Regions from separate parts of the Homo sapiens genome. Here region 1 is linked to region 2. A link is a contact called in ENCODE Hi-C or POLR2A ChIA-PET data. All regions are on one chromosome and are shown on one strand. Each heading gives the region's core, a stretch centred on a gene start or an enhancer-like site at or near the end of the contact. The rest is flanking DNA. Distances are from core to core; before and after follow the strand shown. Region 1 has its middle 110 kb from the start of UGP2. Region 2 has its middle 50 kb from the start of UGP2.

Region 1 (5,500 bases), core at 886-3,385, 56 kb before region 2:
GCCATTCTCCTGCCTCAGCCTCCCGAGTAGCTGGGACTACAGGTGCCCGCCACCGCGCCCGGCTAATTTTTTGTATTTTTTTTAGTAGAGACGGGGTTTCACCTTGTTAGCCAGGATGGTCTCGATCTCCTGACCTCATGATCCACCCGCCTCGGCCTCCCAAAGTGCTGGGATTACAGGCGTGAGCCACCGCGCCCGGCCGCCAAATAAATGATTTTATCTCACTGGAGCATAGCAGTGATGGGCTTTCACACAGTCCAGGCAAAGAGGGCAGAAGCATTTAGCTGGTCCTGCTCGGTTACCATAAAACACAGTGACTAGCAAGGGCAAGTGTGTTGAAGACTGGGATTGCCAACGACTGTCTTCTCTGTACTTGTCAGTGCTGGCTGGAAGAAAACCTCTGGAAAATCTTCTTCTTGTGCAGAATCTTCAATTTGTATTTTTTTTAAATTGGGATATAATTCACCTACCATAATATTCACCCCTTGAAAGTGTACAATTCAGTGGCTCTTAGTATATTCACAAAATTGTGCAACCATCACCACTATCTCATTCTAAACATTTTCATCACCATAAAAAAAACCTCTAAACCCATAAGTAGCCCCTCATTTCCCCCTCTTCCCAGCGTCTGGCAACCAAGAATCTACTTTGTCTCTATGAATGTGCTTATTCTAGAAATATCACATGAATAGAATCACACCATATGTAACCTTTTGTGTTTGGTTTCTTTCACTTAGTGTTTTTAATGTCCATCCATGTTGTAGTAGGTATGAGTACTCAGTCCATTTTATGGCAAAACAATATTCCATTGTTAGATAAACTACATTTTGTTATCCATTCACCAGTTGATGAACATTTTCAGTTTTTTTAAATTTCCTTTAATTTTTTTCTAGTGTGCAGATATTTGGAAATTATTCTTACATTCAACTAGACAAATTCCAAGTATGTGATATAAGGTTCTTAAGATTAATTTTAAGATAAAGAATTTGTATAAAAATTGGCAAACATCACAAAAGGCCTAGAAATGAATAAAGTGGCTTTATGTATGTATTTACATATATAACCACTTTATTATATATACATATATATGCATATAATGTCTATATAATGAGATCTTGTGACCAGTTATCTACATCTAACTTTCCCTATTTAGGTACACATTTTCCATCGAATGGCTGCTCTTTGCCAAAAAAATAAATTAATTAATTAAAAGGCCATGACTTTTCTCAGTGCCCCACATGAAACAATACCTCGAGTAAATCTTCACTTCACTGGATTAAAACTTGTATGTTCCATCTACAGAGTTAGTGTTGATCTTTCTCAGAGTTGCATCAGCTTTAACAAACATTTGAACATCACAGTATGCAAACAAATGTGAACCTAAACCATTGTTGAAAGCTGACCATGGCAAAATGCATGAAAGAAAGGAGCTGGATAAAAATTACTTGCTAAACCTGCAGTTTAAGTTATTGCACCTTTTTATTTTTTTTCTTAGTTTTCCTCACTGAAACCAAACATAGGCTGAGAAATTTTAAGTTGCAGAAGGATAGATAGATGGAGATAGATAGATAGACAGACAGACAGACAGACAGACAGACAGACAGACAGATAGATAGATGATAGACAGATGAAGAAATTTCCCACTTAAAAAATATGCCCTGTGAGTGGTTCTAATTTAGTTGAAGGAGTTTGGGTAAGTTCAGATTTCCATGGTAACTCTGATATCATTTATTCATTAAGCAAACATTTATAGAAGAATTACTTACTATGTGCCAGGTATCTTGAGGGCTACAAATACAGAACAATATTGCTTCTGACCTCATGAAAATGAGTATCTAGTGAGGAAAGTAAGATATGAATACAAATATCTATAATATAGAGTGGAAGTGATAGCTCCTATGATAGAGATGCAGATAAATTGTTACAGGAGTTCAGAAAAATTATAGGTCCCTTGCAGTTAAGAGAGACCAAGAAAAGCTGGGCAGGCAGAGAAGGTGATATCAGAACCGTGGCCTTAAACTGTAAGGAGAGGTAGAATCTGAACAGGTAGAAAGAGGGAGCAAGAACCGGTGGGACAAAGGGACAAAATCAGAGCATTTCTGGGCATGTGAAGGAAGAACAGGAAGCTCAGAAGACTGTGGGACAAGGAGCAATGCGCCACAGGATGGGAAACAGGGTTGAGTCAGACAGTGCAAGGTCTTGGATGCCATGAGAAAGAGTTCATATTTTATATTGTAGCCAACAGAGAGCTATTAAGGTTTTTGAGCAGGGAAGTAATAGGGAAGAGCTGTATGTGGGAAAGATTAACTTGTAATCCAAGTATAAAATCATGTAAAAAGGGTCGGAGGAAGGGGCCCAAAGTGGGAAAACCAGTTAGGAGTCTATTACCATGGTCCAAAAGAGAGAGACACCGTCAGACTAGAGGCATGGAAGAAAGAAATATTATGAAATCAGAATCGAATAAATGTTTCATATTCTTGTTGTTAATTGTGTTCCAGAAAGCTAAATTCTATTAAGTTAATATAGAAACAAGCTTTGACTGACTGGTGACAATATCAGGCACCTGTACCCAAAGATACACAGAAAATAACCCTAGCTCTCTGTTAAAAAAGAAACTTATAATACCAATGGTTTTCGAGAGTCCTTTCCAGTTAAATTTTTCTTTTTGAAATACTTAATCCATCATTAAGATTCTCCAGGGAGAGTTCTCATAATCCAGAGGTTAAGGATTGCAGAATTCTAGACACTGAAGTCTAGGCCAGTTTCCCCACCTCCAATTTTACTGACAGTGAAACTGAACACCATAGAGGAAATGACTTCTCCAGGAAAACATTGCTGGTTAGAATGCAAATCTCCTGATCTCTGACCCTCATCTCATTAATGCATATTCTGCTGTGGATATTCTATGTTGGCTAGAACTGAAGTATCAAAATAAAGTGACTCTTTTAGTTCACATGGGCTTAAAAAATTGGTTTCAAATAAATAGCAAACAAAAAATATGACTCCATCAGAAAATTGGAAACCTGCAAGGTATTGCTGTCTGGATGAAATACTGATGTACCACATGCCTTACTTATCAGGTATCATAAAACACTGGCTTAAATGCAATGTAGCAACCACTTAACTCTGTGGAAAACTCTGATTACTTAGGGGAATTCCTTAGGTCTTACAGAGAACTTGTGGTCTCCAAAATATAATACCAAACTTTTTTTTATTGAGAACACCAAATATGTTTTTAATAGAATTCAATTTAGGATTTCAGGAAGTAACTGAAAATCTGCAGCCTATAGGCATTGCAGAAATGAAGGAAAAGGGCATCAGTCTCTCAAAATTCTGGCAGGAAAGGAGTGGCTATCTCCAAAGTTATTTTTCCTCTGGAATAAGCTGCTTGCTGGTGCCAAAGAACAGCTCATCAGCAATGTTGTTTGATTTTGTAGGGATGTTTTGAAAGAGAAAAAAAAATTAGGAATGAATGCTGTGATTTTTTAAACCTCATATCCCAAAACCTATAATAATTTTGCTGCTTTTTATTTTTAAAAAACAAAACCAAATGTTTGAGATTTGATTTTGAGTCCACCATGTTCACTGCAGGCATATTATGTCAATCTTATTACAAGATGCAGCATGTAATTTCTTTAAATGCTGCCAAAGACAAAGAAAAAAAAAACCATATATTACCTTATAGACTCAAACGACAGCACAAAAACAAGCTATAAACTACCATTTCTCTACCTCTCCTGGAGGGCTCTCATCCTCCAAAAATGTACAGGGATGTCTCATGTGTACTCCCAAAACAGTTCTCTTGGCTGCCATGTGGTTCACAATTCTCCATGCCTGATATAAGCAGCTGCTGGCAATCCTTCAAGCCATGTCCCACTGCCCACCAAAAGCACTACCACCACTGTTGCAGTTGCTGATGTGTGCAAGCAGGCCTCCAAGGCTCAAAGCTCAACTTCAAGGGCATCAAAGATATTGATAGTCCTGGAGCCAAGGCTGCTGCTGCTGGCACCAATATTCATGACACAAACAAGCTGCACTCTCCATGTCCTAAGAAGATTAGCAAACACCAACTCCTTTAGTTTCTACTAGGTCTTATATTACAGACACTTTGGGGTCACAGAACTCAGAGACAGATGAGGTAGATGTTCAATAGCTATTTGTTGAAAGAATGAATTAGTCCTCCTTGCTGGGCTAGAAGCAACCTGAGTGGCAGACATCATGTGTACTCAGACATGTTCAACCTCATCTGCTGTCTTAATACAACCTCTGTACTTTGGTTCTTCCTTCCACTGGGATGAGTTCTTTCCTGGAGGCTACTTGAGTTGTCTTATAAGTAGAATTCCAGAAGGCCCATCCCACTAGATACCAGGCATGTCCAGATATGCCTGAATACTGGGGAAGATAAAACTTAGGCTCAACCTTTACCACATACTATCTTTCTTCATCTTAAAAAAGGAAATACAGAACTGACATAATTATACAAATAATTCAAGTTTTTGTTTTTCATTTGAATCTCATTGGGAGTTACAAATTGGCAGCCTGTAGGCTGAATCTGGCCAGATGATTTTTTTTTAAGCACACATGATTTTAAAAAATTTTGTTTGAGTTAGTATACATCTAGATCAGTGGTTCTCATACTTGAATGTGCATCAGAATCAAGCTTGTTACAACTCCAGGGCTTGTTAAAACTTAGATTGCTGGGCCCCACCCCCAGCATTTCTAATTCCATGGCTCTGGGTTGGGGGCCAGATAACTTGAATGTCTACCTAGTTCCTAATGTAGCTGGTCTGGAGACATATTCTGACAACCAGTGCTTAGGTGCTCTGTAGTTTTCCCACACCCCTCACCAGTCCCCATTGCATTTCATCTGACCCGTTTTATTCATTTCTATTACTAACTGCTTGGCCTGTGAGTCTGAAAATTCTGTGAGTCTCAATATTTCAGGTGAAATCCCTTTTACAGCATGACTCATGGAGATGATTGTATAATATTATCCACTTTATTTCACTTGTAATACGTGGTTTATCTATGGCCTCACAACAGAATGTTCAGCAAATACTCAGGTTCTTATTTTTTTTATCAGGGCTACTATTGACATTTGCTTGTTCAGGGGACCACCCCCACTCCTTCTCCTGTGCACATAGATCTGCTTGATATCAGCCCAATCCAGAAGTGGAAAATGAGAAAGGCCAGAATGCTTATGACAAATGAGAAAGCAATTTCATTTTTGTCTGTTTGATCATGTCACTTTTAGAATTAAATGGTGATTTTTCAAGCATATCTGTATTTGAAATTTTAATCTATACCTTGGTCAAAGACCAAACATTGCCTGAAAACCAAATACTGATTATATTCATAGCTATAGGCATAGTAATATGTGAGGATAATTTAAATCTGTCATAAAGGATAAATGTTTATGTTTTTTAAACTTTTTATTGAAGTATTACCAGATAAACAGAATAGTATATACATCATAAATGTACAGATCATTGAATTTTCA
Region 2 (5,906 bases), core at 782-3,281:
AACTATTTTTATTTCTATAAAAAATTCACATAATTATTGTTATATGAAAAGATGGTTAAAGAATATGCAGACAAAAATATAGAAAAATATAACAGAGATGTGCCAGATAAGTCAATAAAAACATTATATCATTTTTCTGGATTTTGTAATTTTTAGTGGTATTTGTCAGTTTTTGAAAACTTAAATTTGTCACAATTTTTTTTCTCTTATTCATTTTCATACCAATTTTGGTCTGCAATTAAGTATTTTTTTTCTTAGCAAGGGCCCCCAAATTAATAATCTTCAGGCCACACAAAACCTGGGTCTGCCTTTGCCCAGTGCCTGGCTCAGAACCTGGCAAATTAGGTATTTGTTGAAAGGAACACTCTGTTTCTATCAACCCAAGGGTAGTGACTTCATACTCAGCTTAGTGAAAGTAGAGTCAGCCTATGCTGAGAGTTCTTTAGCATATCCAGCCTCCAGACTGGACCAGTTTCGGCAGAGTGGTAGTACTACACCTGCCAGCAGAGATCCTAAACTCAGCTAGTGGGAAGCCGAGATAGCAAAGGCAGAGAAAATGAGGCCGAAGACTGTCACGTTGTTTTACAGTCAAGAAACAATATTTTTCCTTATGCTTTCATTTTTGAAAGGTACTGAAATTAATGAAAAGAAACTCTTTCTGTCTCCAAAGAGTATGCAAATTAGTTTTCATGTGCTTGGAAATTTATTCTTTTGAGTTATGTTTCTCATTTGAAGAATATGGTTACTCACCCTTCCCTTTACACTGTATAATGCGAAACATATGTGAATAGGATTACATCAAGTCCCAAGATATCAGTATTTGGAAGTGACTGAAGTCTTCCACATAGAGTTCCAAGTTAAAATACTTTACTTGAATTAGCATGTGAATTGTGAATTGTGATATTGTTATTCTATTTATGTTTGTACTATTTCCACCCTAAAATAATGTTTAACCTCAAAATTTCTAGATTGCTTCATCAAGTGCTAGAAGTTTAGGAAACTCCCTTAACTAAAGATAAAGTCAAATCTAGATATGGGGCTGGGTTAACTGCTTCATAATGGAGCTGCTTCTGAAGCACCAGCACCTAGATCTAGAGCCACCCATCAGACCAGGTGGGATCACCCAGAGCCTGATGGGAGAGATGGGGTAGCCAGTCCTCACTCAAGGTGCTGGGCGAAATTATAGTGCATCATGATACCTAAGGAGTATAACAATCGATAAATTCACACAGTTGATGCTATGGATTCTGATACTCAGAGTGGGGTGCCCCAAATGGGAGAAAATATGAAACTAAGAAGAAACCAAACCAATAACAGAGTCAGTACCAGCCACAGGGAAGCAAGGCAGAAACTCCGTTAACTAAACTGAAGCACAAGCAGGTGCACAAGTGGATCTTGGAGGATGAGACAGAGACTTGTAATCAGAACTTGAGCAGGTAGTCAGAGTTGGCCTGGCAACATGGGTGACTTGATGCTGAATCCCATAGTATTGGGCTACAGCCCCTTAAACCTCTTCTGTTCAAGTCGTATAATAGACAGTAGGATAAGTTCAGCTCATGGTTAGGACCATGAAGCCTTTGATGAGGGAAGAAGGGAACTGCAGAAACTTGGAGCCAAGCGAGAACTAACTGATGATGAAATAAAGGAAAGTCCTATTTCTGTACAGGACTTTTGAAATAAAACATCAAAAGAGAACATGTAAATAAAACTTAATGACATAAGGAAAATAACTGGACTCTTCTATGCTACTTCTAAGAAAGAGAAGACCTCTTAGTAAGGGGAAATATTTTTAGTGGGAGAAAGAAATAATCAGATTTTTAAAACACACATTGTTTAGTTTTCCTTTACATATAATAAGGCAAGAAAGTAACTGTCAATAGAGAACATAATTAAGGACTCTTTTTTAAAAATTCAGGAAGAATTAAGTTAGGATAAAGAAAGCTGCTTTCTCTTTCTAATACTGATTTAGCAACTGTTTGACATGAATTCCTCACCTAGGAAGCTGCTCAGCACATTTTTTCTCTTGACTCACTGCCTGACTCACCAGGGAGATAGGCTGTTTCCAATTCTGGACGTCACTGGGGTCTATCATTTAGCCCCACATATAATTGCTCAATTCCTGGGTCTAGGGTGGGGAATACTTTAAAGGATTCAATATATTGTAAGTGGAATTTAGAATTTGCCTTGTTGGCATAGACTTGGTGTCTGACAAGCTCAGGATGACCACATATTAGTCCCTAACGCTGCCATGTTGGCTCAGTTTCTATCACTGCTCCAATCTCCGTTCCTTACTTAGTATTCCAATTCTTTATGGGATGGAGACTTATACCAAGACCTAGTCTTCCTAGCTGGGCATCTGATGCATTGTTAGCTCTGGATCTTGTCTCCTAAAAGACTGAATCCTGCTTTTTATACCCATAGCCTCCACCTAGCATTCTTCTTGGAAGGTAAATGATAACCCTAAAGCCATGGAAATGGTGCTTGCTTATCTTAGAGCACTGCTTACTGCTTGAATATTTGCCTAGAATAACACTGAGATTAGCACCATTACACCCTTGGACACTGAATGGAGCTGACTGAATAGTGATCCTGAAGGCCATCAGACCAGAGTCTCCAGTCTCTTTCTTCACCTAGGGTATCAGGGAGGATCTCCATAATGTGTTGCATGGAGGATAAAAGCAAAGATTTGGAACCTAACAGACGTAGGGTTGATCCTAGCTCTGTCACTTAATTTTAGATAAATTACTGAATGTTTCTAGACCTATTATCTCATCTGCAAAAATGAGGATAATGATTCCTATTCACATAATAACTATGAAATTAAATGAGATAAATAATATAAAGCATTTACTACGGTGCCTGCATGTAAACGCTGCTTAAATCATTGCTATTTAGTTATTAGCAAATGTAAGGGAAAAAAACTATATTAATTCATCCAACAAATGTTTAGTTGCCTATTTGCTGCCAATTATTGTATTGAGCTCTGGAGGTACAAAGGTGATGACATGAAAAAGAATCAGTAAATAGACATCTTCAAAACAGTGTGCTGTGAATAGTGCAATGACATGTGTATTAGTCCATTTACACACTGTTATAAAGAACTACCCAAGACTGGGTAATATATAAAGAAAAGAAATTTAATTGAGTCACAGTTCCACATGGCTGGGGAGGCCTCAGGAAACTTACAATCATGGCAGAAAAGAAAGCAGTCATGTTTTACATGGCAGCAGGCGAGAGAGGGCATGTGAAGGAGGAACTGTCAAACACGTATAAAACCATCAGATCTCATGAGAACTCACTCACTATCATGAGAACAGCATGGGGGAAACTGCCCCCATGATCCAATCACCTCCCACCAGGTCGCTCCCTCGACACATGGGATTATGGGGATTACAATTTGGGATGAGATTTGGGTGGGGACACAGCCAAACCATATCAACATGTCAGCCCTGAGTGATACGGCTATACATATGAGGGGCATCTAAACCAGGAGAGACAATCCTGGAAGAGTATCCTAAAGAAAAGAGCTGATTAGGAGAAAAGAGGGATAAAAGGTGCTCCTGGCAGAGCATGAAAGAGCTTGACGCATTTGAGAAATTGCAAGTAGTCTATCAACATGGCTGGAATACAGACAGAGGACAGGGAGGTGAGTCAGAGCAGGAAGTGGAAATTAAGTAGGGGTTTCTCATCATGGCCCTTGTGGCTGGGCAAAGGAATGTAGGATCAGACCTGAGGGCTATGAGTAGCAGATGATGGGTTTTAAGCAGAGGAACAAAATGATCAGATTTGTGTTTTAGAAAAAAAAATCACTCCAAAGGCCTCATGAATAACATCATAGATTCAAATAACAGTGTAAAAAAAAAAAGGCAGAACTACCATGGTAGAAGCCTAAAAGTGTTTGACAATTCCTCCTTCCTGTGCTACTCAAGAGGTATGCTCTCCTCTTCTTAATTTTGAAATGTAAATGTCATCACAGAATAATTTCAAAGACAATAGGATAATGAAAATAAAACATTTTTAGAATAAAAAGTCTTTCAGTTTGAGCTTCTTGATTTTTTTTTTTAGAGACAGGGTCTCATTAAATTGCCCACACCAGAGTACAGTGTCTATTTGCAGGCACATTTATAGCACACTATTGCCACAAACTCCTGGGCTCAAGTGATCCTCTTGCCTCAGCCTCCTGTGTAGCTGGGACCACAGGCTGAGCTTCTTGATTCTTTTTAAGAATAAAACTATACATTTTCCAAAATGATTGAAATGAGGCTGGGCATGGTGGCTCACACCTGTAGTCACAACCCTTTGGGAAGCTGAGGTGGGAGAGCTGCTTGAGGTCAGGAGTTCAAGACCAACGTGAGCAAAATAGCAAGATCCCATCTCTATTAAAAACAGTTTTTTAATTAGCCAGGTGTAGTGGCCCATACCCGTAATCCCAACACTCTGGGAGGCCCAGGTGGGAAGACTGCTTGAGCCTAGGAGTTCAAGATTATAGTGAGCTATGATTGTGCCATTGCACCTAAGCCCGGGTGACAGAGCAAGACTCTTTTATTATTTTAATAAAATAATAAAATGAAATATCAGGATCCCTACATGTGCTCCCAAATCTATGATCTTAATAGCTATACATGCATCCCCGATAGTCACAGGTCTGACTGAAAATGACTATGAATGGAAATTAATGTGAAATGTTTATTCTTTCCGGGACCAGGGTAAACCTATGTCTACACTGAACTCTCTATAAATATTATTGACAATTTATATCAAGAAATTTAAGAAATCTCAATTTTGTAAAATACTTAGTACTTACATTGTGTGTGTGTGTGTGTGTGTGTGTGTGTGTGTGTGTGTATCATATTGCCATTTTTAGAATGCAGGCAGGAAATTTAATTTTTAAGAAGTGATTATAAAAGAACTTAAGGAAACTGAATTATAATTAAAGACAACTATTGAATCATATATACAGATAAAATATTAGGTGAAAGATGTTAGATACTGGTTGTTGAAACCTCTATTTTTCATGTGGTCAACCCGGCCATGTCATGCAAAAAAAGACATATTCCAGCCAAAGCCCCATTCTGAATTGCTCTCTTTCATGTTTGTACTTTGCCATTTCTCCTTTATTCCTTAAGGTTGGCTTCTACTTGTGTAGTAGACACTGAGGTCATCTCTTCAACATCTATTCCACCCCTCCCACAATGTACAGTAGCCATATGTTTTAAGGAATTGACCCCAGCAATGGAGACAGCCTCAGATAAGTCTGATTCAATCAAGAAAATCCTCTTTGCCTGTAACTGGTTTAGGAACCCATGCTTAAACCAAGTAGCACATGGCATTCCCTTAGAAAAAGGCTGACTGACTTAGGAACAGATATGTAACAGTATCTAGGCCAATGAGCCATGTCAAAAAGACTGCTAAAGAAAAAGTTTCCTCACTCTTAAAAAGGGATGGCATTTTTCCCCTGCTGGCATGAACAAAGCACGTAGCTGTATTTGTTACTATCATCCTATGACCACTAGGAAACCACCTTAGGATAAGCCTGATATTATCTTGGGTTCTTGATGACCTTGTTGAACTGCATTTCAGCCAAGCCCAAGGCCTATTCTACCTCTAGACTTCCAGTTGTGTGCACCACTACATTTCCTTACTGTTTAAGCCACCACTTTGAGTTGGGTTTTCGGTTACTTGCAGCTGAAAGCATTCTAAGTGATGCAATTTCCTACCACTTTTGACTACCATCTTTGCTTCCAATCAGGTGCACCATTTGGCTTTCTTAGCTCTAGTCACCAGCACTCTTCTATCTAGTCATTTATAGTAAACACTGTTTGTTTTCTACCCAATATTTATTCATAGCTTCTCCCACTAGACATTATCATGTAGGACAGGTTATATGAACCTTGTGTAGCCAAGAG

Evidence for each region. A loop is a pair of places that touch in the nucleus more often than their neighbours do. ChIA-PET counts read pairs that join two places held with the same protein, here RNA polymerase II (POLR2A). Pooled maps may share reads with other maps.
Region 1: a map of endothelial cell of umbilical vein shows a loop between it and region 2 (3-fold over the local background). The contact joins two enhancer-like sites. A Hi-C loop is called at or near these places in 3 of 168 maps with a recorded cell type or tissue (endothelial cell of umbilical vein, mammary epithelial cell and psoas muscle) and 2 of 50 pooled maps. POLR2A ChIA-PET finds 5 or more read pairs at or near these places in 1 of 52 experiments (MCF 10A).

The regions. Positions count from the first base shown.
Region 1 is chr2:63,733,301-63,738,800 of GRCh38, forward strand. It overlaps a transcript of WDPCP not described here. Among named protein-coding and RNA genes, the nearest start is that of UGP2, 110 kb to the right of the region's middle. Within about 2 kb of position 2,136, at least 4 of the 41 ENCODE cell types and tissues checked have a DNase peak (open chromatin) inside an H3K27ac peak, as active enhancers do.
Region 2 is chr2:63,789,065-63,794,970 of GRCh38, forward strand. It overlaps a transcript of WDPCP not described here. Among named protein-coding and RNA genes, the nearest start is that of UGP2, 50 kb to the right of the region's middle. Within about 2 kb of position 2,032, at least 4 of the 41 ENCODE cell types and tissues checked have a DNase peak (open chromatin) inside an H3K27ac peak, as active enhancers do.